3 separate regions of the Homo sapiens genome follow, and regions 1 and 2 are each linked to region 3. A link is a loop called in an ENCODE intact Hi-C map of the cell type or tissue named here. Cell type or tissue: dorsolateral prefrontal cortex. All regions are shown on one strand. Region 1 overlaps VTI1A (vesicle transport through interaction with t-SNAREs 1A). Region 2 overlaps TCF7L2 (transcription factor 7 like 2). Region 3 overlaps TCF7L2 (transcription factor 7 like 2).

Region 1 (8,000 bases), 340 kb after region 3:
TTTACAGGACAATTTCTTCAACAAATAAATGTAATAAAAACAGGAGGGCGATCTGTAATAGATTAAAGAACGTTTAAAGACAGATCAACCAAATGCAATAGATATACTGTGTTTGCAGCCTGATTTAAACCGTCCAGCTATTTGTGAATGCTTTGGAAACAATTAGGAAATACTGAACCCAGACAGGTTATGCAGTCATTTCTAAATAGTGATTACGTTTTTTAAAAGTTATGCTGTATGTTCTAGAGATACATACTGAAATATTTACAGGTAAAATCAGACATCTGGGATTTGCTTTAAAACACTCTAACAAAACAAAACAAAAAGAGGAGAGAAGGATAAAACAAGAAGGGTGACATGTTGGTAGCTGTTGAAGATGGGTGTTAGAGACATGTGGGTTCATTACACTATTTTGTCTCTGTGTGTGAATTTCTGTAAAAAGGTTTTTGTTTTTTTTTCTTTTTTTTTTTTTCAAAAAAAGGGGGGATGGGGGAAGGAAATCTCACAGAATATAAAGCAAGCAAGACAGGCAAGCTAATGAAAACACAACCCTTATCTATAGAGTTTTTGAGTTCATGTCCAAACTTGCCCCAGCTCTGGGGTCTGAGGGAGGGCGAACACAGATTACATGAGGGAATGCACTCACTGCTCTCTTAGTGCAGGGTTACTAGGTGCATGGGAATTCACGGGGAAAGAGCAATTTGTGCTGAGTTCATAATCCCCAAGAGAGGTCAGGGCAGCTTTCTGATTGGTTGGAGGAGATAGAGCCTTCCAGGATCTACCCTGGAAGAGGCAAGCAAAAGGATCCCAGCCATAGTTTGGTGTCCTCTTTAACCTCATTCCCAGGGCAAATCCAAAACAAGTACCAACAGTACCATGCCATCTGGAATTCTATAATGCACAGCTGGCAATATGTCACGGTAAGCAACCCTCCGAACTGTAGATGATTGGCATATTTAAAGGCCACACACATCTTTTCTTCAGCTCTCTGTCTATCCTCTTATATGTTATTAATGCATGTAATAAATTTGGCCTTGGACAGGGCTTGGTTAAAGGCAATAACACCATACTTGATACAGAAATGACCTATTGGGACCTGTAATATCTCTGTGCCAGCTTTTTTCAATTAAATGACCACAACTAGCAAACAACTATTAACATGGGGACTGTGTGGGATACAAAGATATGCAGTGTCTGCAATGGTGAACCACTAAATGCTTGTAGGAGAAAAAGGGAAAAAAGTTTCTCATATAAGTTCTTGAGACAAAGATGTTATTCAGCTTTACAATCCTTTGAGCTCCTGCTAGGAATATTCCACCAGTGTCCACAATTGCAGTTAGAGGCTATCTTGATAGAATCTGTGTGCTAGAAAACCTGTAATATGCACATAATGTCCGCTCTTGCCCTGAATCCCAGAGAATGGAGGACTATTGCTACTGTACTCTCAGTGACTAGAGCAACTTCAAATTATTCCTTCATCAACTGAAAACTAAATAGAAACTATGCTTAATTGTGTTCTTTGATTTTTCTCTGAGGCTATCCCACATATTCAAATTATATTTACTTTTTAAACGATTAGGACACTGGCATTTGGAGCCCTTGCTTCCTATTTAGCAGTAACCATGCTTTCCAAACCACAGGTTTGATCAGCAGGGTGGGCCATCTGAAATTGAGATTGTCCTGAAGATTCAGGAGGTCAGCCTGCCGCATGCAGTACATGCCTTTCCCAGTTACGAAACAGAAACCCAGCCTGACCCTTCAGTCCGGGCCCCCACCTTGCAGAGCTATGGCCTGATCTTAATGTAGAATCAAGTGCTCGATGGAAAAACAGGTTACCGGGTTCAAGCTTGATCTTCTTGCAAAAAGTCCGATGCAAAACATTCCACTTCATCGGGAAGTTCTAGAGCTGAGAAGTATGTTGCTAATGTTGCTAAGAGTTCTTAGTTTTCAAGTAAGGCCAGGTATAGTCCTGTACAGGGAAGAGCACTTTTTCTATAGGTTCCTAGCTTCTAACACCTAGCAGGACACCACTGCTACCAACAACAAAACAATAATGGTGACGAGGAGGACGATGATGATGGTGGTAATTATAATATCATAATATGTAGAGTTTTAATTTTCTTTTGGGTCTTTATTAACTTTAGCCTTTACTTTGTAACTACTATTATTATCTTGATTTACAAATAAAGAACTTGAGGCACAGAGTGATTAAAATAACTTTCCTGACGTCACAAAGCTAGTAAGTGGACAAAGCCAGGCTGTCTGGCTCAAGAGCAGCAGTGTGAACCACTGTAAGACACTGCCCCTTATTGTACTAAAGAGCATTGGCTTTGAATTGATAATAGAAATGCTAGACAAGAAGCTGAATTACAAAAGCAAACGTCCAGATTTTGCCTGGACTCATGCTCAGAGTAGACTGATTAGATGAGCTCTTCTTAACTCTGGTTTCATGTAAGCATCACCCGGACAGCTGTTAAGATACTGGGAACCCACCAGTATCTGGGAACTAGAGAATATGATTCATTTGGTCTGCGGTGGGGCCTGGGCATCTGATTTTTAAAAAGCTCCCCAGGTGATTCTCACGAGCAACAAGGGCTGAGAGCCACTGACCTCTGAAGCACTTTGCAAAACTAAAAAACAAATTTGGAATTGCTGCCTCTTTTCTCTTTCTCTTGGATAGTCACAAAGAACAACAGCATGTTGCAGGCTCATATCAAATCTTTTTTTAAAAATGTTTAATTTTTTTATTATTATACTTTAAGTTCTAGGGTACATGTGCACAATGTGCAGGTTTGTTACATATGCATACATGTGCCATGTTGGTGTGCTGCACCCATTAACTCGTCATTTACATTAGGTATTTCTCCTAATGTTATCCCTCCCCCATCCCCCCACCCAACGACAGGTCCCGGTGTGTGATGTCCCTCACCCTGTGTCCAAGTGTTCTCATTGTTCAATTCCCACCTATGAGTGAGAACATGTGGTGTTTGGTTTTCTGTCCTTGCGATAGTCAAATCTTATCTGAATATAGATCCCTTGTTGTATACAGCATCTGTTAACATAGATGGGAACAGCTGTTCTAACCTTTTACAAACCAGTAATCCAGGTTGATAAATTTGGTTACTTTCTTTTAAAGAGAAAACCCTGTACCCTTAACATTGCAGGATAAGAGTGTATCAGAGCTAAACTCTCTTTCCTCAATAAGGATACAGAGGACCCCTTAAACCAGCTTACTCTCTTAACTAAGAACAAAGATCCACAATTTCATAGTTGAAAGGGCTCTTAGGTGCCATCTAACATCTCTCAGCACCACAAACACACTCCCCACCTCCCCCAATGCAGAAATGCCTTCTGCAAGATCCTTCCAGATGGTCAGTCAGCCCTAGTTTGAACAGTTCAATGACAAGAGGCCTCACTCCTTCATAAGACAACACATTTCATTGTTGGACAGATCAATTCTTCTTTATATGGGTTCAAAATTAGCCTCCCTATAACTTCTACTTGTTCATAGCTCTGTTGTTGTCTGAAATAATGGTATAAAGTCTCCTCTCCTTTCAAATGAGTGCCCAACAGCACATCATTATGGCGGAGGATGGTACACTGGAGGGAATACACAGGACTACATGGGAGCCAAGAGACTTGTTTTGAAAAGCAGCTCTGCCTCAGACTTTAGGACCGTAGTAACTAAAGCCCTTCAGGCCTTTGTTTCATCATGAGTATTAAAAGTACATAAAAACAAAGACAATGAAAAGCTTGTCAAATTGTGAGCATCAAATTAAAAGTGTAAGTCAAATGCTTTGTAACTGAAAAGTACCCTATGAATGTAAGTTGTTCTGTTATTGGTGCCTTAAGGTACAGTATTCTTACATTTGAACAATTCTTCTGTCCACAGAACCATATATTCTACTTCTGAAGTTGGTATTGTAGCGTTGCTAAATAACTGTTAACTATGGCAATGGTAAGTGAGTGCTCCTTGATGCCACCTATCGGTTATTTGTTTCAGTGACCATGAGAAGTTGGAAGATGGCACAGGAAGCAATGTGCTGATGCTGTCTTTCATTCCTCAGACAGATCAGAAGAAACAGAGCACAGCAGATTTGGAATCAGAAAATCTGCCACTCACTATGTAGGTGCCATTGAAAAAGTGAGCTAACCTCAGTTTCCCCACACATAAAACGAGAAAATAAAAGTATCAATCTTACATATGCTTCTATGAGGATAGAAGAAAATAATATGTGTTAAGTACTCAACAATAAATGTCACTGAGTAAACTGCAGGGCATTTTCACCATTTTTTTTTTTAAATCAGTGAGAACCTAGTGGCAAAGTGCTATATTCTCTCTAAAATAAACAGAGAATTTCAGATACTCCACCTGGATACAATTCCAACTCTATCATTAATTCTCCATGTGACCCACATATTTCACCTCTTAGGTCCTTGCTTTCCTAATTGGTAAAATGAGTTAATTAGACAAGCTGATCTTTCTAGGTATGCTTCTGGGACCACTAATATCCGTATCGCTAACCAAACGGAAAACAAAGTTTTAGAAGCAAATTGCTTCCTGAGAACAATTCAGTTATCGCCTAATCTAAAATACTACCATGGTAAAAAGAACATCTTCAACGTATACATTTGTTTGAAAATCCCTCCCTTTAGGAAGATATATTTGTTTCTAATGGTTCTGCTAACCACATGCCTGAGGTGAGGCAAAAGAATTTTTAAAAACTCAATAGAATCAGACATTTCTCCAAAGAAGAAATACAAATGGCCAATAAGCACATGAAAAAATGTTCAACATCTAGACATTAGGGAAATGCAAACCAAAGCCACCATGAGATAGTTCCTCACTGCTACTTGAAAAACTATAATATAAAAGATGCACAAAAGCAAGTGCTGGTGAAGAGGTGAAGAAATTGGAACACTTATTCATTGCTGGTGGGACTGGGAAACAGTGCAGCCACTTTAGAAAATAGTTTGGCAGTTTTTCAAAAGCTATGCAAAGTTACCACATGACCCAGCAATTCTACTCCTAAGTAGGCAGCAAGGAGAAATGAAAGTGTATGTTCACACAAAAACTTGTACATAAATGTCCATGACAGCATTGTTCATAATATTCAAAAAGTAGAAACAACCCAAATGTTCATCAATTGATAAATGGACAAATAAAATTTATGTATCCATACAATGGAATATTATTTGTCAATAAGAAGATTTGAAACATTATGCTAAGTGAAAGAAGCCAGACGCAAAATACCACATATAGTATGATTCCATTTATAAGAAATATCTAGAATAGGCAAATCTATAGAGACAGGAAGTATACTAGTGGATGTCAGGGGCTGGCAGGAAAGTGGGAGTGACTATTAATGGATACCAGATTTCTTTTTGCGGTGATAAAAATGTTCTACAATTGGGCTGGGTGTCGTGGCTCACGCCTGTAATCGCAGCACTTTGGGAGGCTGAGACGGGCAGATCACCTGAGGTTGGGAGTTTGAGACCAGCCTGACCAACATGGAGAAACCCCGTCTCTACTAAAAATACAAAACTAGCAGGGTGTGGTGGCGCATGCCTGTAATCCCAACTACTCGGAAAGCTGAGGCAGGAGAATCGCTTGAACCTGGGACGCGGAGGTTGCGGTGAGCCGAGATCGCACCATTGCACTGCAGCCTGGGCAACAAGAGCAAATCTCTGCCTCAAAAAAAAAAAAAAAGTTCTACAATTGTTTGTGGTGATGGTTGCATGATGCAGTGAATATCCTAACAGCTACTGAATTGTACATTTTAAATGGGCGCATTATATAACATATAAATTATATCTCAATAAAGCTGTTAAAAAAACAATAGAAGCACATAATCGATAAGGATCAAGAATCAGTTCCATTTAATCAAAGTGCAAGGAACATGTATGTTTGTATAATAGCATTTTATGTGGATAATTGCTTTGTACATTCAACTGCTTTAAACCCATTTTTGCATTTGGATCATTTTTCAAGGAGGAGATGAAATTTAAGGAAGTAAAATTGAATAAACAAGGCTATTGCAGCTCACAAAATATATTTCTTTTATTTTACTACCGAGGATCGACTCAGTGATGTAAAATGCCATTTAAAAAAAGAATGACAAAGTTTGAATGAGAAAATGTATTTCATCGTGAAAGATAAAAGTCTTTCCTTCTCTACAGTGAATACAGGTAATTTCAGAAGCAGCAGCTCCTAATTATTCACTGTTGAAAAGCTAAAAAAAGGTTCATATTGAAAACACTGACCTCTAGTTTGCTCTGTGAATGAAAGCAGACACAAATTCTCATTTTCCTAGAATTCTGGTTGATAACTGAGTTGGGAAAAGCATGCATTTCTTCATTACAGTGCAGTCGACTGTTCATTTAAATAACAATAACCTGCATAAAAGTCACAAAAGCATTATCTAGCAATTTTACTGTGTTGAAATGCATTATTAGTACTAACAATGCCAAACAGAGTAAATAAATGACTGTCTTCTTATTTTCAGCATTATTCCTGATTACTTAGCTTTATGAAAGGGTAGCATTATTATTACTGGTGCATTCAACACCTTGGTCAACACTATTTGCTTGGATAACTCTTGAATGAGAAGGGATTTCAGAATAGAGCTATATTCTTTTCTAGATTATCCAAGGGGGAAAAAATCTTCCAATTCAGTGCTTATATATCCTATATTTTTGATAACAAATGTTTGAAGAACTCAACTTCTGTTTTCTACATATGTGTAAAAACAAGAATTAAAGTCTTCATTAAAGATAGCACACTTGAAGTAGTGCTTACTAAAAAATGTAAAATTTACATCATTTGTTTAAATCAGAAGATTTCTTACCACGAACATGCTAATGCTTCAGTTTGTAAAGTTCCTTGAGCCCAAAATCTGGGCCTTTCTTTCAGTTTCTCTTTTTTCACTCCCTGAAGCATTCAGTACTCCACTAAATGCCATTGACCAAACTTGTTATGAGAGTACCATCAATCTCCCAGGTGCAGAGCAAATAGAGATTTGAAATCATTCACTCCTGAGTCTCTAGTTTGCAGGGGTTAGATTCAAAGGGGCCTCTCCATGAAAGATCTGAGCAATATTTGGCTTTAACAATGGATGGAAGTGCAAATTCCTAGAAGATGGGGCAACAGGATACATCCTTATAAAATGTTGTCATCTTGATGGGGACAGTACACACTTGAGTGACTGACTCTCATTCAGACAACAGGAGTTTTGTGGTTTGTGTGTGTGCACTGAGGCCTTGGATTTTGCTGTGGGAAGGGAGCAAGGAAGGTTGTGGGCGACACCGTAATGAGTAAATTAATTTTTAGGTAACTTAAAGGATTATGTGAGTGGATGAAAATGTTCTTCGGGGATGTGACAGATTGTATTTTCCAAAACTGGTTGCAACAATATTTCCTGCCCCACTGGTCTTCGTCAACCTGCCACCCCTGCATCAAAGAGTGGGGTATGTGTCACATCCCATCCCCTTAAACCTCGGCAGGCCCTTGCGACTGTCTTGCTGAGTAGAATGAGGCACAGAATGTGGCACTGTGTGACTTATTAGATTGGGTAAGAAAAAGCCACACAGCTTCTGCCTCTTGCTTTTGTAGCTCTCACCTTAGGTGCCCTGGGCTGCCAAGTCTGAGGCTGCCATACCGTAAGATTGCCCAAACCAGCATATGCAGGGAGACCACATGGAAGGGCCTTTTGACTAATGACAGAAAGAGAAAGGTGCCCAGCCAGTCCCGAGCTACTCCAGGCTCCTGTCCCCCCTACATAGTTCCAGCTCTGATCTCTGTCTGAAGAAGGCTCATGAGAGACCCTGAGCCAGAACACCCAGCCAAGCAACCCCTGATTTTCCTAACCCGCCAAAATCCTGAGAGACTGCTGCTGAAGTCACTGCATTTCTAGGGTGGTTTGCTACTCAGCAACAGATAACCAGGAGAAGAGAAAAAGAGAACTGAATGGAGAGTCACATCATCAACAATAGAAAGGGCA
Region 2 (8,000 bases), 58 kb after region 3:
TTGAAAACCTCTCATACAGAGCTTTGGATGAAAATCTGAAAAAAGGAGCATTGCAGAAAATGTTAAATTAAACAACAACCAAAGTGTCTGCAAAGCTCAGCAAGAGATCAAGTGGAGAAGACGATGGGTCGCTTTCACTTTTGCATGTGATGAAATTCTCATCTCAGCCCTCAGCCCTGAGGCCCTCTCATCGCTGCTATGTCTGGGCTGCACGCTTCCCCAAGCCCCAAGTCAAGCTGCCTGCCTGCCCAGGCTTCTTTGAATTCCATCAGAATTCAGAAACACCTCGCTAAATCAGGAACAGTCAGGGGCACAGAGACACCACGCCAAAAGGCAGGCAGATAGCAAGTCCCGGAATCGGGGCAAGGATAACTTCAGAGTCTCATCCCATGGGGCTTCCCCTCCCCAGATCCTCTCTTTGGGCTTCCTCTACCCCTCATCATGCCCTCCTACAAACATCTTCTCCCCCAAGTTTTCACACTTCCAAGGAAAATGGGGAAAGGGAAAAGCAGCTCTGACTACAGCCTGAATTCATTCCGAATGTAAAAGAAGCCCTCTTCCAATATTGGGGTGCATTTCCAGGAAAATGTGGCAGAATCACTCTGTTTACTCCAGCCTCGGTGATGCTGCCACAACGCAGCACAACCTTCAGTCAAGCTATTAACTTGAACGTTGAACTTCACAGCCTGGCTGTCTTCCTCAGCCTTCCTTTTGATGTTACCTCCAAAGCAAAAGATCAAAGGCTTTGAGTGTGGTGAGGGGAAGTCCCAAGCTCTTAGCCTACCAGCCTGTGATATATGTTAAAATCCTGGCCAAAAGAGAGTGAGCAGGAAAGGGAGCCAGCTCCAGAGGCCTGGGGTGGGCAGGGGGCAGGGGATGGAGGCTAGAGAAGGAATGAGGTTGCCCGTGACGGAGGCCTCAGGGACACACAACCCAAGTGCTTCAAACACACAGAACCCCCCAGAACGAAAGCGCCTTGGCAGGCATCACACGCCCCCACACACCTCTAAGAGAGCCAGATGCTACCCCATGATCCTTCTCTCACACAACGTGCCCCCATCCAATCATCCAACAAACTTGGGCTCACAGCCTAGGAAGAAAGCATTTGTTAACTGAATAGTCATCCCAGGTAATACACAAGGACAGAGATGCCAATGCTGAAGGGAAAGGAATGTAGTTTTAAGAGGGTGCAAAACACAGACAGGAAGATGTCTCCCTTAAGGGTGTGCCACATAAAGGACGGAAGGAAAAGGGCAGGTGCATCAGTGAGGACAGCAGGTGCAGGACTGGAAGTGGGAAGGGCAGGAGGCTGGAGAAGCTGAAAGTGCCAGCGTGGCCGGAGGGGTGAGCAGAGGCTGGCCAGCTGCACAGGACTTCCAGCAGCAGCACAGCCCTGTCCTGGGCTTTGCCCCACAGGGCATGTTTCTTATGAAGAAACATCCAGAGATGCCAACACATTTCCATTTGGGAGTGGCAAGCAGACATGAAATTAAAATTAAAACACCCATGATGATCCTATGCATATGAAGTTGGAAAAGAAAATTCAGTCTATGGCTATAGGAATCAGAAGTAGTTCCTTCTGGGAGACGGAGTCTGAAAGGGAGCAGGAAGAGCCTCTGAGATGCCAGAAAAGTTCCTTATCTTGATCTGGGTCGTGGTTACACAGGTAACACAGGAAAACCTCACAGTCCTAGATACCTAGGTCTGCGCACTTTGCTGTAATTTATACCTCAGTAAATATTAATAGGGGAGGAAAGGAAGAAAAAAAAATCCATCACTGGCCCCTGCTGCCTGATCCTCCAGCGTGAGGGATTGAGGCAGAGCCAGGCTCTAGAACATCACACTGAGTGAGCCCTCGGGCTGTGCTTGTTCTTACCCTGCAGAATGGGCTGGAAATACAAAAAGTAAGATTCAACTAAGAAAACAAACAAGCCTATCTCTAGCCCCTTTTCCCCTTTTAGAAACAGAAATTTGGCTAAAGGGATAGAGAAATTCTTATGGGACGACTTTCATTACGGCAGAATGTGCTGTTTCCCAAGTTGCCGCCTCTCCCAAGTTCCATTTTATTTCTTATAAGAAAAGTCTCTAAAAGGAATCAGAGACTCTTAGGGTCAAATTTATCCTGACTCTCCCCAAATCTAACAAGTTCTTCCTCTAGGAGACCAACAGAGCCGTTTTTCTCTCCTCCCCTCCTGGTTCTGAAACATTCCTATTGGAATGTTCTTTTCTTACCTCTGTGGATCCCCTGGACCAGTTTTGGTTTTTATTTCCCAGAACACAGAACACCTACATTCCACATTTAAACAATGACACTGTGACCGGCCCAGACAGTTCAAAGAAAACAAATCTGACAGAGGGAACTACCAGATCCATCAGCTAAAATCCTGGCCCAAACCACTCAAGAGTATTTTTTTTTCTTTCCTTCCTTATTCCAGGCAAGCAATTTGGGATAACGATGAGGACAAACACTTGGAGAATGACTTCCTCCTCCCCCCCAGCCAACCCCTTTGCAGACCACCTTTCTGGAGCAAGCCTCACCCCGAAGTACAAGGAGGGGCCACACAATCTCAAACCCTTGCGCAAACAGGGTGGCAGGGGGTGAGATAACCACAACCGCATCCTTCGGGCAAGCAGCTCAGGGCACTGTAGGAGCCACTGGGCTCTGCTAAGGGGTTGTCGAGATCAAGGGGAGAGGGTGTCTCCCAAAGCCAGAGCTGAGCCCAGCAGGTCACACCCACAATGAACCTCAGAGTAGAAAAGGACTTAGAATTCAGCCAGGTCATGCTCCCTGCCTACAGTGAGAAAATTTAAGACCAGCAAGATGGGGCACCCCTCCACAGCTACCCTGCTAGCCAGCAGCAGAGAAGGACCCACCTCTAACCCATCTTCTGAGACCCAGTCTTTCTCCCAGCACCTCCCCACAACATGCACAGTGCTGACGGGATCGTGGGAGGGCCCTGCAGCACACACATTCATAATGGGCCATTGGAATGATCAGGCGGCGTGGTAGACCACCTATGACACCGTCTTCAGCGCTAAGAACCTCATTCATGCATGCATTCATCATTCCTGTTTGACCCAACACGTGCTAGGTGCCAGGAAATGTGTCTATGGTCTGGACGGTCCTAAAACAAAAGCCTCCCCCTTCCCCTGAACCGAGGCAGCTACAAGAGGCTTACAGAGCAAGACTTTCTGAGGCATCAGAAGGAGGGGTTAAGAAATGGAACCCTAGGCTGGGCACAGTGGCTCACACCTGTAATCACAGCCTTTGGGAGGCCGAGGCGGGCGGATTGCCTGAGGTCGGGAGTTTGTGACCAGCCTGGCCAACACGGTGGAACCCCATCTCTACTAAAACACACGAAAATTAGCCGGGCATGGTGGCGGGTGCCTGACATCCCAGCTACTCAGGAGGCTGAGGCAGGAGAATCGCTTGAACCCGGGAGGCGGAGGTTGCAGCGAGCCAAGATGGCACCATTGCACTCCAACCTGGGTGACGAGAAACTCCATCTCAAAAGAAAAAAAAAATAAAAAAGAAATGGAACCCTCAAAAGTATACGTCAATTCACTGTGGGAAATTTTATGCTAATTGTCTGAAGACGTTTAAGATTGAGTCACAACTGGGAGAAGAAAAATGCCAGACAGAGAAGCTTTCCTACAAAAAGTAAAATTTTTGAAAAGAAATTTGTTATTTCATTAGTCTGGTCTATGACATACCTGGACCTATTCATCTCTTGGGTGTGAAATACAAGCCAAGGACCTTAAAGTTCCACTGTCCACGTGCTGCACATTCTCCAGGGGAAGGACTGGTGAATGAACAGTTAAACTTTAACTTCCACACCCATCTGCAGCTCCATCACGGCTTCCTAAAATATTAACATGGCTTGCCTGGAGTCTACAGAGACCCCATACTTCCTCTGGCTTCAAATCCATCCTACTCCCTGCCCTGCCAAGACTCTTTGGGCTTTCTCTCCACAGTGGCTCACACTGTTCTTCCTGCCCCAAACAGCACTACACCCCGGAGACTTCTCTACTTACAGGCACTCTTCTTTCCTCCAATAAAAAGTCCGCCCTCTCTTCAATGAACTGGTGGAATCTCTTCTCAGTCATTAAAGCCAAACTAACTGATACTGGGCAATCAACTTCCCTGTGCTACCTAGGGCTCTGTTTCTTCAGTCTGTGACACCCCAATGGGAAACTTAGCTCTGCTTGATTCTCCCAGCCTCAAGGGTACCTAAAATCCCTCTAAAGGTGTATGTTTCGCCAGGTTCTGCACTCAAAAGGTGCTCCTCTATGGTCCCTGTTCCCCGTGGGTGTGTACACAGCTTCCAGCTTCCTTCCACCAAGCACAGAGCCTGCTGAAAGCCATGGTGGCCTACACCATCTCAGGGAGTATATTTTCAGCCGAACAGAACAGGGCTCAGATCCTGACGTTGATTGATACTCGCTGCCTGTGGGACCTCAAGCAAGTTCCCTAAAAGAAAAGTTCCTCACCTGTTTCATTTCATGAGAATCCCATCCACGGTCCTCAGAGGGCTGGAGAAGGGACAATTGCTATGCTCAGTGGTTGGCACAAAGTAGGTTATCTTGATAGATGAGTTCCCTCTTCACCTCCCCTACTTGCCCATAAATCGTTTGGTAAGTTACAAGAAGCAAAGATAACATGATGCGGGCTGGGAAACAGGATAAGAGAGGGCAGGGACAGGGAAATAGAGGGCAGTCATTCTTTCTGAGCCCAAAAGTGGGAGGGATCCAAGCCCAACCTCAGAGACCATCCCCAAGCCATGCTGAGGCTCTGGGGACAGCTCGCTACAAAGCAGACACTACTGGCACCACATGGGTGGCTGGGAAACAAAGGCCCTGGCAGCCAAAGGGTCTCCAGGGGCACGTGGGTGAGATCCCACAAAGAGAAGGCATCAAAAAGAGGCCCCAAATCAAGACCTGATCACACATCAGCCACAATAAATAATGTTTGCTCAAAGGTGGGAGGTGGGGGGAGTTGGAAAGAGACAGGCCCTTATTGGAGAAGGCCGACTTGCATATCCAATGTGGAAGAAAAGCTTGTTTTGTATGTTATACAATGGAGACATTGTTCACAAATGCTTTGCCCATACATAATCAGGCCTGCCTCTGGTTATTACATAAGTCTCTGATAGTTTGAGATTCCAAAAATTAATTTATTTCTATACTTATTCATAAGAATAAATATTTCCTTTTATTTTTGTGTGCATACACGCACACATATCCATGCACAGAACACCACAGGCTCTAAAATGAAATTTAGAGATGAGCAAAATGTATTGACATATGAAATTGTTCAAAATGATTCTATCTAAAGGGATGGTGAACTTTGACTTCTTCAACACATCCTCCTCCAAGAAAAAGTGGAGGGATAATGTGGTTTTTATTTTCTTTCATATCCGCATTTTTTTTAAGAACAAGTCTCAAAATAGAAGCAAAGGCACTTTAACAGAACCTCTAGACAAATGAAAGGAGATTCTTTTCCTGCTAGTTCTAAGGGCTATTTTCCATCTTGCCTGAATCTTGATGTTCCCATCAACCAACACCAGGACTGGGGCATAGATAAGCATCCCCCACAGCGATCATGGGGGCAGCAAGTGTGAGTTACCTTATCAAATGTAGAAGAGGACACACACACACCCCCACACACAGCCAGGGCTTCTCCACTGCAGCACTAGTGACATGTTGGGCTGGATGACTCCTGTCACAGGGGGCTGTCCTGGGCATTGCAGGATGTTCAATAGCATCCTTAGCCTCTGCCCACGAGATGCCAGGAGTACCTCCCAATGACTGGCCATGCTAAATGTCTCTAGACATTGCCAAATGTCCTCTGGTGAGCAAAATCACCAGCATTTGAAAACCGCCGACCTAAACAACTTGCATCCAGCAGCCCCAAGGAACAACACAGCAGCTCCCATCTAGCTTCTTTGGTCAGGATATCTGGCACACAACAGGCTCAAGGACCAGCTGACTGAACTGAAAACATCTGGATCAGGGTTTGCCACTTTGATACCTTTGTATGAAGTCCGAGGCCTCATACAAACCTGAACACAACCTACAGGCTTCATAAGTCACAGTTTTTCCTTCCTAAGAACAGGAGCTGGGGATGAAACCTGTCATCCCATTTAATTCTCATCATCATCCTTGGTGGAGGGTAGTACTGTGCCATTTCACAGATGAAGAAACTGAGGCCCAAAGAGAGATACCAGGATTTGCCTCACGTCTCGTAGCCTCTAAACAGCTGGGCTCAGACCTTAAAAGCCCTTCCTGCCTATGCTGATAATCAGAGACAAGGTAGTGCTGGGTTTCAAAGGGGCTTTTAATTCTTTAGGAAATTACTTTGGAGGAAAAGAAACAAACAAGACTATCTTAGTGAAGCCAGGCTTGGAGTCACATCTCTTCTGTTTAATCATCACTCAACACTCACAAGACAATAAAAATTCCCTTCGTGTAAACAACGAGTATGATCAAGGGTGAGTTGGTTTGGTTTGCTGTGTATGTGTTAGGGGGCATGATAGGGGGGTCACCCAAGCCATCTCTTATCCCAGTACCTCCAAACTTTCTTTGTGTCATAAACCAGAAAGGTTAGGGAGCCCTTTCAGGAGCTACCCTGCCCTGAGTAAAGTTTAGAGTAGTCCTCCCTCCAAACCAAAAGAAGAGAAGGGAAAAAAAAAAATCCACTTAATGATTGAACACTAAGGCATTAGAGATGTGGGCTCCGTAACCCAGCCAGCCAGCCACTTCTCTGAGAACCAACCTACCAGCTAACAGCACAGAACTCGGAGCTGGCTGGCTGGGGTTCTACTTACCCTGCAGGCATTTTTCTTATTTCAAAGTTTCTATTAACTCCCCACTGATGTGCCCTAAAAGAATTTTTAAGGGCTTGGAAACACATAAATAAAATACTCTTTGTTGGACCACTACAGCCAAATGAAAGTCTTTCACCTGCAGCAGTGACGATAAAAGTTTCAGGCCCTGCTTTCACAGGAGCCATCCGAAGACGGGAGAGCCCGGAGTTCTCAAACCGCCTGTCACTCTCCTGCCCTCCAAGCCAGCACATTCCCCAGCCAAGGGCAGGGCGAGGAAGACACGCTCACTGCACGAACAGGTTGCAGGAAGCATTCCTGACTCCAGGCCTGCCCTCCGGAGCACTCTGCGTTCCTCCTGAGCCTTCCAAAAATACCCAGTTAATCATGTTTGTCAAAACCCTGTTCACACATAAAGATGAAGCAGAATCCTTAGAGACTGCAGTGGAAGGCCGGGAAGTGAAGGGTGGGGGAATGGCCCTAGCGGGGTTTGGAGGAGAAGAAATAGGACCCAACCATATCAAACACCCAGAAAGAGAAAAATTAAGGTGCCTGTCCGACTGGAATAGTGCAGTAAATCCGATGCCACTGTCTTCAGGGGCAGAGCCTAGGGTATCCATATCTCACACTCATGTACCCAGAGCCTTCTCACAGAATTAGGATTCCTTGCCCTCCCCTCCGGGCCCGTGAGATGGCTTGCCAGTGGTAAGGATAACAGCAGCACTGCCAAAGGCCATCCTAAGCAAACATCACTGCTTTCGCTGTCCAGGAAAGCCATCATCCAAACTCCCACTTGGCAGCTATTGAATAGCTATGGTGCTTTGCTATGTGCTAGGCCTCAAATCTGGGCTGCTGGTTAAATCCAGGATCTGTCACTTTGCCTTTCTGGGCCTAAGAATTCCTCACCTTTAAAAAGACCGGCCATACTATGACCCACTCCCTACCAGTTGTACAACTGTACTTGTATTTGACAGTGGTCTCAAGCCCCAGTCCAGGCAGGTCTCGTCTTTTCTTCTTCCCTCCAGAACCTACAAAGTAGTGTCTAATTCACTACCATGCACCTGGGTAGTGAATTAGACAAACATTAACAAGGTATTGTTCCCTCTCTATCACAGCTTGCTCCCCAAGATGGTGCCTACACCCATCACAGATGGAGTAAACAAACAGAGTGAGACT
Region 3 (8,000 bases):
ACAGATAAGGAAACTTGGAGATTATTAACTTCTCAAGCTGATAAAGCAAGGAGGCAGCTGAGCCAGAGCCCAAACCAAAACCTGTCCATCTCTAAAGCCAGAGGTCCTAACCACCAGGCTACATGACCCTACCCCTTCAGAAGCCCCAGTTATCCCGATTCTTAACAGATAAAGAAACCGAGGCTGCATATTAAGCGCTTCATAAGTAATTCCACAGCTGCAGGTGGATAAGCCAGACAGCCGGGGCCACATAAATACTGTGTGAGTTTGGAAGCAGGAATTACTTTGTCCAATATACTGAACAAAAATAAGGTCCTATTCCAAATAGCACCCGTAAGGTATACTCACACCATGGGTAGCTGGAACAAAGTCTCCATCTGCAACTGCAGATCTATGAATGTCTTCTGGTCTCTGCCCTTGACTCCACCTAAAATGTTTCCAAACTGTCTGGATGTGACATTTCAGACTTCTAAACAGGAGGCATTCAAAACAGGCCTTTTGCCTATTCATGAGGTTGCTGCCTGGTAAACAACATCCTCATAGGCCACACTAAACACCTTGCCTGCACTGGGTACTAGGAGTAGCTGGTACCAGAGCGGCCACAGTGTCTGGCAACTGGAGCTCTGCCTGGCCCAGCTTCCCAGCTTGTAATTCAATGACAGGTGGAGTCAGGGAACCTGGCCCTTTTTTCCCTATGGAATGGGATGATCCCACCATCCTCTACACAAAGCCTTCTGGTCTCTGGGTGAATATGCATGGAAATATGAAGGCTGAGCATTATTTATATCAATGGTCATTAGAGGTGACAATGGCAATTGACAAGTTTAGGTGCAAGGCCTACTGTTCACCAAGTCTGGCTAGACACTTGTGCTTCAGCTGAAAAATCAATGGGCAGGCCTAGAGAGGGGAAGAAATTTCATTTTGGGAATGACAAAATATTTTCCCAAGCCCTCAGCTGCTTCATTAATGCTTGCCTTATTTGGAGAAAAAGAAACCCGGCTGAAGCATCCGTGGTAGTTTTATATGCCGTGAACTGGCAATGTTTTGGAACAAAAAACAACTTTTGCACAAGGGTACTTATGGCATCATTATCGCATTTTCCAAGACCAGCTACAGTGCATGCCAGGTAAAAAAGGGAAAAGCTGATGAACAGTAGTACCTTCACCAGCAGCAAGGCTGAAACAAGAGGGCTTTAGAATAAATCTTGGTCCATGTGCACGTTTATGGCAAAATAACCCATGTGCATTTGCCTTATAAAAGTGTTACAGGTAGGCATACTTATATAATTTATTTAATGTTCTTTAACATCCATGCTTACTTGGGTTTCGTACAATTTATTAAGCTTTCAGCCTGGCCTACAGAAAAAGGAAAAACAGAAGCAGATGTGAGCCTACTACCCGCATTTACATGTTCACCAACCTTCTGCAGAGCACGGAACCAGCTGGTAAATACCTCTGCAGCCACCATTTGGGCCTGGCCCCTCCCTCTCCCAGAGGAGGCAGTTCCTGACAGGTATTAGGCTCCTTCCGGCTAGCTTGAGTGAAAGAATAAACACCTCAAGCAAGAAAATTGTGATGCCTGATTGGAAGCCTGTTACATATCCCAAAAGAAACAGTCCTTCTTCAGGAGATGAGAGGCAAAATGGCAGGGACTCCACCTGACTCCAGCAAGCTCTTAACAATCTCTCCAAATACCAATAAACGCCTCCCCTTCCTCGCAGGAGTTCCCTAGACTTGTCTATTTCAGGAACCTCACTGCCTTTTAGGAACCTCCTTGAATCTGCTTGGATGACGACACATCATCCATCCATCCAACGAAACACACACACACACACACACACACACACACGCCACATCCATGTGCACACACACATACACTCTTCTCCTACTGCCTACTCTTCCTCATGCCTGGCCCTTCAGTTTAACATTTACCAGATCTCTCGGGACCTTCCCCTTTTCCTAAAGAACTCTTTCATTGCTCTTTTCTTGGCTCCTTTTTCTTGTTGCTTTCTCCACCCTCCGGCTCCTTGGGAGAGGCAAGGAATCACCCGGGTGTGGGGGTTTCAACAGAAGCATGCCAGGAGGACAGGGAGGACTGGTGACAGCCTCAGATAACAGAATCAGATTAATGTCCCATCCGGTGTCAAGTTTCCTTTGGCCCTCAGAACTCACACTCCCTCCTGTGTCCACCAGGTTCCCATCTCCCGCTCTCCTCTCCTCTCCATCCCTCACTCTCATCTTCCCTCCAGCCAGAGCAGTGCCACATTCCAGGGCCACCACAATCTCAATCCATTCACCAGCACTGTAAAATGCCATGACTTCATTGTTTAAGAAACTGGGAGGACACAAGGAGCCTGTCTTTTGGCCCAACATAAAAGCAGCCACACAGTTTGGTTGGGTGGCCCCCGAAGCCCATGACCGTCAAAAAGGAAGTTTATCAGTAAATATAAGCATTAGCCTATCATCAGAGAGTATGTCTCCCTAAAGTCAAATTTGCAACCCCAAACACTACTCCAAGGATATAAGACATATGTAGGCATCGGGTGGGGCGGGTGTCATGAGCTTAGAGCTATTTCTTGAAGTAGGGCTTAGGAGGGCCACCCGCAGAGAGATTACAGGCACGGTATAACTTCACAACAAAAACACTGTACTGTTTGCAAGCACTCCAGTAAAAGTAGGAGACAGAGAATTGAAATTCAGAGTTCGCAGGTCCAGAATTCATTCCGTGCATTGCTTCCTCGAATGTAAAATGAGAGACCTGATGCACAGTCCCCAACTAATTATTCATGATACATGTGTATCTATAAACAGACACACTCTCTACCTTTTGTGGCTGTTAATGTTTAGGACAAAACCATCATGCCCAATGTATTATTCAGTCTTTGGTAGTAAAGGCCTCAAAATGAAACCCCCAGTCATTTATTAAGACCCTGGAGTCTCCCTTGGGCTAGAGACCCCAGGGGGACTGTAATAGACCACAGAGCCCTGACCTCCAGGTTCAACTCCTTCTCCAGCTTATATTAAAACACTTAATGGACGCTTAATTGGACCGAATTTTACCTAGATGGCAAAAACTAAATAATCTGGCCTAGAAAGACTAAACTATCTCTTAACCATTATCTGTTTATATTCTCACCTGCCACCCTATCCCCAAAAGGTGGTGTGTGGGGGAAGGGGGAGACAGTAAGAAAAAAAAAAAAGTGCAGTAGCCATAGAAGAACCACACAAGAAAGAAATGTGACCAGAAGCAGCAAGAGAAACTTCTACGTCAGGAAAACATTAACTTCTGTTCCTACTGTGTTAGACCTAAGGGCTAAGGTTTTCACGGAAACCTTATGTGGTCCATTTCCTCGTAGCGAACATGGATGTATTTTGTGAGCACTTGGGAAGCAAGAGACAAGAACTAAGCAGGCACTAGGAACTTCTAGTTGAGGAGGGAAGCAGCCAGCTCTCCAAGATGATGTGGCAACAGCAGGGGTAGGCAAAGAACACAGGGGTTTGAGGAGAGCCTTCTGCAAGTGGCTCCAAACTTTAGCCTTGGAAGAGGTGATAGAGGACTGGTTCAGTGGCTTCCTTCTATCAGTCATCTTCATGAAACTCATTTCTTCCACAGTCACACGATGTCTGCTGAAGAGTATGTCCAAGCGATTCCAGTCATGGTGTACAACTCACACTTTTGCTCTCTACACCCTCAACCCCAACCCCAGCAAAACTTTAATGAAAATCGCCTTGCCTTTTGTTAATAACAAAATAAACAGATGTAGAATGACGGTGTTTGCCTCTTTCCTTTTATTTGTGCCATGCTTCTAAAGCTCTCTCCACTTCTAAGTCACCAAAGAGATTCTTTTAGAAACATCTTCTAGCTCTCAAGGAAGAGACTAAAAATCCTGACACTCTCGAGAGGGCAGGCGTTGCCAACTTTTAACTCCTCACCTGCTAGTGCGTTCGCCAGCGAACAAACTGGGAATTCCCTTTGTCAAGAAAAAGATCAGAACGTGAACTGTACAGTTCCAGGGGAGGATCAATAACCGTCAGAGGGAAAAAGGGAGAAAAAGCAGGCACTTAATTCACTGCCCTTTCATCTCCACGGAAGAGCAAATTTCCTAGGTGACACGGCCCTCCCTTGCCTCCAAAGTCTGGTCCAACTAATAACGTGTGAAATATTTGTGTGATCTGCACCCTTTCTCACTAATACCTGCGACAATTACTACACGTATCCTCACTCACACCTAGACATAAGAGGGAAATTGGAAATTGAAGTTTCAAAAGTCACTGGAGAGATTAATCCACCTGGGCTGAGTTTACGCTGTTCCCTTAAATTAAGGAAATGTATAGGAAAGTGGCCGCGTTATCTACTGAGCACCCCAAGTGAAGGATAGGCAGATCTCCATGCAGACGCTGGACCTCAGAATACACTCTGTCCCAGCGAGGCACAGAGAACTGCTGTCATCCATAAGCTCTTTGCAAAATGACCAAAAAAACACAGGTCTCCACTTCACCAACGGGGGACCATGCCAGCTGGCAACCAGCCTTGGGAAACCCTGTCCCCCAAGGGTCACTGAAAGAAGCCATGAGGTCAAGAGCTTGATTTTTGTCGGGGGGGTGAGGGGTGGTGCAGGTAGGGGCCACAAGGTTGGAGGCTTAAATATTTGAATAACAGATTCAAAGGGAGGAGGGTAAACGCACACATCAAGTTTGATCGTGGATTCCCAAGACCTCTTGTATCTGTGAGATAACCAAGGAGCTTACTATCCACCAGCCCTGAAGTCCTCAGGCCTCCCAGATAAAAAATGCAAGATTTTGCCTAGATGTGATAGGGTTCTGAGGCAGCCAGGACTCCACATGGGTGGCTACTAGGTCATCGTCACACAGCAGCCAGCCACAGCTGCCTCGCACTCAGCCACAACAGGCGATCCAGCCATTCTGGGCGGCGTCTTCTCCTTGGGGACACAGCGCCTCTTTCCAACAACACTGTTCCCTATGTATTTTGGGCATTCCATGATCACACAGCGTACCAATTTACACTTCCGCATCTAGAAACACAGTCTTCTGGGAAAAACCTGCTCTTTTCGGTATGGCTGGGGAGTTGTGCTCTAGCTTGTAATTTGGGTTAAGGAAGTGACTTCCTGACTGACAGGAAGCAGAAGCCGAAGCTGACTTTAGCTGCCTGCAAACCCCTCGCTTGGAGAGAAAGCCTGAAGTTCTCCAAGAGAAGAAAGCTACTTATCAGGGAATCTTCCAAGAACAGAAACCTCTCCCCTGACCCCCCCATTTATTAAAACAAGTTTATCTAACAAACAACTCGAGTGCATTCGGTCCTGAAGAAGTAAGCTCAGTCACTGCTTTTGTAACAACACAGTCCTTTTAAGGCTTCTAAGGACATAATTACCAGTTGAGTTTTGAACTTTGCCCAGATAAAGGCCAATACACCAGGCTTTGCTGTTTGTTTCTCGAATCAAGTAAATTCAAGTGTGAACAGAATTCTGGATCTCCTCTGTGCCTGCAATTCCTTCTCTCAGACATAGTTACTTGCTGCCCCCCTTTATCACTAAATGCATTTTTATGGAGAGCCAAATACATTTTGTTTTTTAAAATTCCAACCACTTGATTTTTGTTCTATCTGAGCATTCTGAAGAACAAACACTAACAGGGTATCCGCTGAACAGCTAAGATGTAAATGTTATCAGAAATCACACTTCCTTTCCTAAAGCCCACTGTCATATCCACCGGGGGCGGATAATCTACATGCCAGCAAGCTTTAAAAACTGACAATATGCAAGGCTAACATTCAAATTTAAAAAGAAACACCCTGCTGTTCCTTCACACACACACACCCCAAAAATGGTATGCAGAAATATGGAAGTGAATGGCAGATAATTAAGGAGAAAACAATCTGCTCTTTTCCTATCTCTTACTGACATGTTTAATAGTTTCTAAATAAAAAATGTGATTTTCTGTCTTTTTTCTCCCCTTCTCCAAGCAATTTCCGAGCCAGCTTTGGGCAGTAAACAGTTAATATTCCACTCTCCCTGCTGCCTTGAAAACCAAAGGAACAATTGAGACATTGTCCAGTGAACAAGACTCCCAGGGACTGACATTTTTGTTTATGTCCCAGTTCTCAGACTGTCAATTTCCACTAGGCACGTTAAAGCCTGACCCGCGCACCAACACAGTCCACCGTGAGCTGAAAGGGCTCCGCTTCATTTATTTTATTAAAGCTTCGGTGTCTGTTTTTGATTCAAACTCCAAACCTCCCCAACCCCCGCCTTTTCCCCAGAAAGTTGCCTCCTAACTCTGAGACTGTGTTGCAATTCCTTCTTGGAACACTTTGCCAAGAAAAGTAACAAAATATTTTTGAATACCAATGTTTGCATGGTTTTGCCAAAAAGGGTGGGGGGTGGGAGGAGGACCTGAACAAGTGGTCCAGCCTTGAAAGCCGCATGTTTTTATGGAGTTTTGAAAATATTCCTCTGAAATGATATGCAAGCCGGTACCTACGGTGACCTAACAGTCCAAACTCTGGCACTCCGAAAACATTTAAAAGTCCTCCAATGCATCCGAAAAAACCCAAACTTCAGGTTCAAAAACAAAAAGTGTACATCAATATTTTCCTCCCAACCGATGCCACTGCCTGACAAATTGTCTGAGTTATGGCCCTAAAGCTTCCCCTCCCCACACCACTTTCCTACTCTTTTTATCCCCCACTCCCACCTTTTGGGGCATGGGGGGCGGTTGCATTAGTGATTTCGCAGGTTTGGGGTCTTGCTCCTGACACTTTATCTCCATGAAAAGCATACACAGCAGTGAGCACCGTTTCCTGTTTGCAGAGCGGGCATTAACTAAATCACACCCTATGCAGCAGCTACGGAATGCAAGAGCATATGGCATTGTGCAAGGATTTACCGAGGAATAAAAGCAGCAACGCTGGCCTGCTGCTTACTATCAAACCCTGTCACTCTGTGCTTGCGGGTCTCTCTATTTCCCACTGGCCCAAGCCCATCTCTCCATATTAACGTACAGCGCACACACACGCACACACACACACACAGCTCACGACCCAAAACCTGGAACTTTTACAAGGAACAAGACACAGGAAAGCCACATGGATCCAACCCCCCTCAGACCCCTTATTGCTCAGATTGGAGACACAACCCCTCCTTCTCACAAACTGACCAGGAAGCAAAAGGAAGGGGCTGGGGCTATGAGCTGCCCGGAGGATCACAGTGTGGAGTCCATGTTGCCCTCGGGGACCTGACACCAAAACCCGGTATAAAACCACATTTTCCAACGAACCATCTATACCTTTCTTTTCCCTCTCACCCACTCCAAAAACAGCATTTGGCCATCTTCCCATTGCAGACTCTTTGTTTAGAATTGAGGATTCCCCACCCCCTCTTCATCTCTACTCTAAAGGGCCTCTTCAGACCCATTCAGAGCCTGCTCAGGCTGCCCAAGCTGGGGCATCAGACACTGAAATAAATGGTGATACTTTCATGGCATATTTGAATGTAACAAGCCATTCTCTCCCGAAAGGAAGCCCTGTTGGGCAGTCACAAGTTGTTACTGAACCAAGGTTGAAAGACAGAATCCCTAGGGGCCAAAGGTAAGATTGTAACATTTATAGCCACCACCTTCTTCCCCCTTTAAAGGCCCTAATGAACCTACATAGGGCACACGCAAGACATTAACTTCTTCCTGCCAGAAGCTTCTATTTGCTCGATGAGGGTCCTTCTAGGCAAGCACCACAGCTCCAACACCTCCCACTGTTCACATCTTAGTTTGGTTCTTCCTGACCCTCCATCTCAAACAGCCCCCAGCCTGGTCCCTCTCTGTCCCACTGTCCTGCTCTTTCTCTGACATGGCTCCTGTCACTATGTGAAATTACCTTGCCCATTTTCAGCCGACAGAGAGCACAGAAAATAAGACCTTAGCTATGAACTGAATGACCACTGAAAAGGTCTGGCTTTCCACCTGAGAAAAGCCACCTCCCTTCCCTCTGAG

Evidence for each region. A loop is a pair of places that touch in the nucleus more often than their neighbours do. Peaks named below come from ENCODE experiments on the same cell type or tissue, not always from the same donor. Only the 100,000 strongest peaks of a DNase experiment are listed, where the experiment ranks them.
Region 1: it touches region 3 in a loop (4-fold over the local background); 3 of 110 quality-filtered maps call a loop at or near these places.
Region 2: a loop joins it to region 3, with 5 times the contacts of the local background. A loop is called at or near these places in 11 of 110 quality-filtered maps.

The regions. Positions count from the first base shown.
Region 1 is chr10:112,717,259-112,725,258 of GRCh38, reverse strand. The region is part of intron 7 of VTI1A (vesicle transport through interaction with t-SNAREs 1A); the gene reads right to left. Among named protein-coding and RNA genes, the nearest start is that of MIR4295, 87 kb to the right of the region's middle. RefSeq lists a silencer at 3,875-4,169. In dorsolateral prefrontal cortex, CTCF peaks have their summits at 2,272, 3,771 and 3,973; no DNase peak of the experiment used is centred here.
Region 2 is chr10:113,000,204-113,008,203 of GRCh38, reverse strand. All of the region lies in intron 4 of TCF7L2 (transcription factor 7 like 2), which reads right to left. Among named protein-coding and RNA genes, the nearest start is that of SNORA87, 41 kb to the left of the region's middle. RefSeq lists a silencer at 640-934 and enhancers at 432-1,152, 1,153-1,873. In dorsolateral prefrontal cortex, no CTCF peak of the experiment used is centred here; DNase peaks (open chromatin) are centred at 4,869 and 5,682; H3K4me3 peaks cover 623 bases; H3K27ac peaks cover 3,738 bases.
Region 3 is chr10:113,057,742-113,065,741 of GRCh38, reverse strand. The region is part of intron 5 of TCF7L2 (transcription factor 7 like 2); the gene reads right to left. Among named protein-coding and RNA genes, the nearest start is that of SNORA87, 16 kb to the right of the region's middle. RefSeq lists an enhancer at 6,971-7,599. In dorsolateral prefrontal cortex, no CTCF peak of the experiment used is centred here; DNase peaks (open chromatin) are centred at 4,901, 5,133 and 6,181; H3K4me3 peaks cover 2,894 bases; H3K27ac peaks cover 3,195 bases.